Regions from separate parts of the Homo sapiens genome. Here region 1 is linked to region 2. Evidence: chromatin loops called from intact Hi-C (ENCODE). Cell type or tissue: dorsolateral prefrontal cortex. All regions are shown on one strand.

Region 1 (2,500 bases), 960 kb before region 2:
CCTCCTGAGTAGCTGAGACTACAGGCGCCCGCCACCACGCCCAGCTAATTTTTTGTATTTTTTTTAGTAGAGACGGGATTTCACCGTGTGTCCAGGATGGTCTCAATCTCCTGACCTCATGATCTGCCCACCTCGACCTCCCAAAGTGCTGGGATTACAGGCGTGAGCCACCACGCCCAGCCTAGGTATGGATTTTGACTCTCACTAGATATGCATCCTTGGGTAAGTTATTTAAAAACACTGGGTTTCAGTTTCACCTGCAAAACAATACCCATCTTATATACTGTTGTGAGAATTTGAGTTAATATGTCTAATGCATGACTATTTAATAATCTGTAGATATTATTAATTATATATTAGCAAGCATGCATAGGTTGCAATACAAACTACATTTCTATTACTTTACATCAACAAACAAACATTTATTGAGCTTCCTCCTAAGTATCAAGCATTCTGCTCGGTGCTGGGGACACAAAAATGAGAATAACACAATCTCTGCCCTTAGAGGGAATCCTTAAAAATGCTTTAAGTATATTAACAAAACTATCCTGTCTTAGGAAATCACATTCTTCCAAAGCAAGTATTTTTCATTGTACGACAAGGTAGACGGTGGGGGTGACCTGTTTGGACCTAGAAAGGACTATCAGCATTGGGCATGCTATAAAATGGGAGAGTTACACTTATTGTGAGGACCCATGAGCTCATTGTCTTTTCCTTTTTTGCAGTGACTTTCCTCTCTGGGTTTTCAGCAACATTTCTTTTTCAGGTGCTAATCCTCAAAATTTATCCCTTTCCCTTTAATGTAAAAATATCTTCCCATCGCTGTAACCCACCCCAAAGGAGCTTGCATCTCTGAATGCTAATCGAGAATCCCCAAAGTCATTTTTCTTCCAGTGGAGAGTCCGGGGCTGGAGAGGCAGCCCTCCCCTTATTCATGTATGCAAATGAGGCTTCTTCTCTGCTGCAAAGATGCAATGGCTTTGCTGGGCTCTGTGCTGTAGGTGGCAGAACTAACTCAGATAAGAGCCTGTCTTCTTTGGCAGTAAGCCAGTGCATCTTGGCAACAGCAAAGGCCTAGGGCATTATGAAATGAAATCAGGAAGCAGGTTTGGGGAGTGGGTTCCCTTAGTTGCTAGTCAAATCCGTTGGGAGCTGCCATTCCTACCCTCCCTGAGGTCTGAGACCCTCAAGAGAATCTGGTGAAGGCTATACAGCCTGTCTTTCAAATTTTGTACAAAATTTCTGGTGGTTGTTGAATCCTCTATAGCCCCATCCATCGACTCTAGGAAGAGTCCCCTGTTTGTAATAAGTATGAGCCAGGTTACAAGATATATGCCTTTTCCTCATTACCCCACTCCACATACACATAAAAAAAACACCAGTCAAATGCACATTATAGAACTGAGCATAATAACACATGGTCCTTTGATGTTGAAAAAAACTAATCTGCACAGTCAGGACAGCTACAAAGTGCCCACTGGACTTTTTCCCTTTGCCTAAAAAGAAAGGCCAAAGACAACATGTCTGCAACATCTGCAGCAGCCTGCATGCAGGCTTGCACTTTTGTTTGGTCTCTTCCTGGGGTAGTACCGGAGTGAAGAATACCATGAGGAATCCCAGGACGCTGTGGAAAGGGAAGGGATCAGCAAGGCCCGAGATCCCTCTTTGAATATAAAACCCATAAACATGGTGTCCCTGTCAAGTCCAGATAGGATCCCTAAGAAAGCCATTGTTCATCCTGGCAAAGTTCCAAGGACACCTTTTTGCAGATTTAGTGAATGTTTTAGGTTGAGCTTGCTCTCCTATGCTTCTGACCTCTTTTTTCTGGAGATTCTGGCCCCAACACTGACCCTTTGGTATGAAATTTTGTAATCACAACAGGAACTTGATGAATGAGTGGATGGATGGATGGATGGATGGATGGATGGATGGATGGATGGATGGATAATAGATAGCTTGGCCAGATTTATAGCAAGGAGTCATTTGTTAATGACAGACAAATCAGGCATGGTCCTGTGTGCTCTGAAGTGATGAATTTGTTCATTTGATGAATAAATGATTGTCTCCTGCATGCAAAATGCTTTGCACAATGCATATGTATGTCCTGGCCAGGCAGGAAGCTCTTAGTTCAGTCCCAGGATTCCTGCCTTTTCATATTAACAGAGGACCTAACAAATGTAGACAGTGCAGTGTTTTGCTCTTGTTTTGCTTTTCATCTGACAGTTCTCCTGGAGAAATTTGATTCTTTTCACTACACACTCATACCCATTCTTCTGGGGCATCTCATTGCCCGAATCTCAGGAACAGGTGGTGCTTGTCAGAGTTGGCTGTGAACTACAAAGCAGTATTTGATTATCTCCCAATCTAGGCTCTGTCTACCATCAACATTTTAATTCCATGTTTTTTGTGTGACATCCTATGGCCTTGAACCCTCTACTCTTTGTATGTAGGTCTCTTCAGAGTTGCTAGGTCAACGCGTTGCTCAGACCTTTGCTTGTGT
Region 2 (2,500 bases):
AGAGTGGTTGTGGATAACGTGGTTTCTGACCCCCGTGTCTCCACTCAAGACAGAAAGGGAGGAGGAGAATGTGGCTCCCAGGATGGATACTGAGCTCTGATGCACCATGTTCAACTTAACTCTGCGATACTCAAGTGGAGAAGGTCAAGAAGCTCCCGGGTGCTGGAGTCGGATGCTTAGGAAGGCTTTAAAGTTGGCGTATGGAGAAATGGAACAGGATCTTGAAAAGGACTTGCTGTATCAGGTTTTCATTAATGTGCAAAGGCCAAGAACACAACAGGTACCAAGTCCCCACATTCCTAGGCAAAGTGTTAGGTCACTGGTGCAGGACCCATCAAGAGACTAGGAAGCCATTGTCAGATCCCACGCATACCCACCACCAGCCTTTGATGCTGGAGAGGTGGAAGAGGTAGAGAGACAATGTCTCCAGAGAGCTGTTGGAATCTTGCACCATTTCTCCTCTCCCTGCCCCTCTCTGGGGAGTGAAGAAGGAGGGCAAATGCTCATGTTTTCCCAAGGCTAGATGTGGGCCATATGGGAAGGAGCCAACCTCAAGCCATGTTGAAAGGAACACTTCCCAGGAGTTAGCCTGGAAAGACAAAGTGACCCTGCAGGGATGGGGGACCATGGAAGCCTAGAGGCTGAGGGGACCATGGAAGCCTAGAGGCTGAGGAGACCTGCTGGGGAAGAAGACTGTATGCTTCAGGGTTGCTGTGGTCAGAGGATGCAACAGGGTGCACCCAGCCAAAGAACCAACATTTAATAATCTGCCATGCCCAGACAGCACCTACATCTGGATATATCTGAGCCAGTCCAGCACATCCTCCCTGTCCTATACTGTTCCTGGATCCAGCTTGCCAGCACCCTCAGAAGTGGATCCCTCAGCTCCAGTCGAGCCTTCAGATGAAGGCAGCCCCAGCTGACATCTGACAGCAGCCTCACAGGAGACCCTGAGCCATAACCCCAAAATAAGTCACTCCTAAATTCCTGACCCACAGAAACTGTGAAAGATAATAAGTACTATTCTTTTAAGCTTCTAAGTTTTGGGGTGATTTGTTTACACACCAATAGATAACTAACACATGGCTCCACCCCACTACTACTAAATCAGGATTGGGAAAGTTTCCAGGAATCCATTTTTAATAACCTCCCTAAATTATTCCTTTGATAACCAACTAAATTTAGAGGAAGAAGACCAAAGCGGCATCTCTGGGAATCCTGACCTTCAGGGTTTCCATGAACTTTACAGTCTTGTGAGTGAAACTGACAATAATCCCACCAATGTTATTTAGTTGTAATTATGATCTGGGTTTGAAGGAAGTAGGAAAGGGTTTGGGCACCAATTTTAAGAGTCACTGAAACATCACTGGTGTAACTTGTAGCTAAGTAAGCCAAACATGCTTCCAGCTAAACTGACAGCTCCACCCAGTGGACATTTTGAAAACTTCTCTCATCTGAGTTTTTTTTTTTCTTTTATACACTTGGATTCACTGGCAGCTGAAAGCCCACTATCACCATCAGCTAAGATGCTGATTCAGATCATGTTTGCATCTTTGCTGCTTACCAGCTGTTAACTACCTAAATTGCAAGCCCTTTCATGCACCTCCGAAGGAGTCTGGTTTAGAAGATCAGAGAGCGAAAGTAGCTAAGGAACAAACACTACCAAAAAAAGTCGTGGTACAGGCAGGGCGCGGTGACTCACGCCTGTAATCCCAGCACTTTGGGAGGCCGAGGTGGGCGGATCACGAGGTCAGGAGATCGAGACCATCCTGGCTAACACGGTGAAACCCCGTCTCTACTAAAAATACAAAAAAAATTAGCCAGGCGTGGTGGTGGGCGCCTGTAGTCCCAGCTACTCAGGAGGCTGAGGCAGGAGAATGGAGTGAACCTGGGAGGTGGAGCTTGCAGTGAGCCGAGATCGCACCACTGCACTCCAGCCTGGGCGACAGAGCGAGACTCTGTCTCAAAAAAGAAAAAAATAAAAAAAAGGGCGTGGTACAAATATATTTTCAAAATGTTGGGTCTGCTTCTACCCATGGAAATAAATCAGATTTTTAAAAAGAAAGAAAAAGGAAGGGTGCAGTGACTCCTGCCTATAGTCCCAGCCCTTTGGGAGGCTGAGGCAAAAGGATCACTTGAGCTCAGGGGTTCAAGACCAGCCTGAGCAACATAATAAGACTCTGTCTCTACAAAAAATACAAAAATTAGCCAGGTGTGGTGGCACGTGCCCATAGTCCCAGCTACTTGGGAGACTGAGGTGGGAGGATCACTTGAGCCTGGAAGTCAAGGCTGCAGTGAGCTGTGATTGCACCACTGCACTCCAGCCTGTGTGACAGAACGAGGGCCTGCCAAAAGAAAAAAGAAAAAGAAAGAAAGAGAGAAAGAAAAGAATTCTGCATGAAATTTTTATTAACCAAAAATTCACTTCTGCACAGTAGATATTTTTAATATTTATTCAAAGAATCACCAAATTATTAGCCTTGCGCAGTGGCTTGCACAT

Evidence for each region. Hi-C counts contacts between places; a loop is a spot of excess contacts. Peaks named below come from ENCODE experiments on the same cell type or tissue, not always from the same donor. Only the 100,000 strongest peaks of a DNase experiment are listed, where the experiment ranks them.
Region 1: it touches region 2 in a loop (2.7-fold over the local background); 4 of 110 quality-filtered maps call a loop at or near these places.

Annotation. Positions count from the first base shown.
Region 1 is chr4:16,515,983-16,518,482 of GRCh38, forward strand. The region is part of intron 5 of LDB2 (LIM domain binding 2); the gene reads right to left. The region is part of intron 2 of LOC105374505 (a long non-coding RNA gene); the gene reads left to right. Among named protein-coding and RNA genes, the nearest start is that of TAPT1-AS1, 290 kb to the left of the region's middle. In dorsolateral prefrontal cortex, a CTCF peak has its summit at 1,007 (motif pointing right); a DNase peak (open chromatin) is centred at 1,009; H3K4me3 peaks cover 275 bases; H3K27ac peaks cover 2,023 bases.
Region 2 is chr4:17,471,106-17,473,605 of GRCh38, forward strand. No RefSeq gene overlaps it. Among named protein-coding and RNA genes, the nearest start is that of QDPR, 40 kb to the right of the region's middle. RefSeq lists an enhancer at 1-126. In dorsolateral prefrontal cortex, a CTCF peak has its summit at 1,423 (motif pointing left); no DNase peak of the experiment used is centred here; H3K27ac peaks cover 1,586 bases.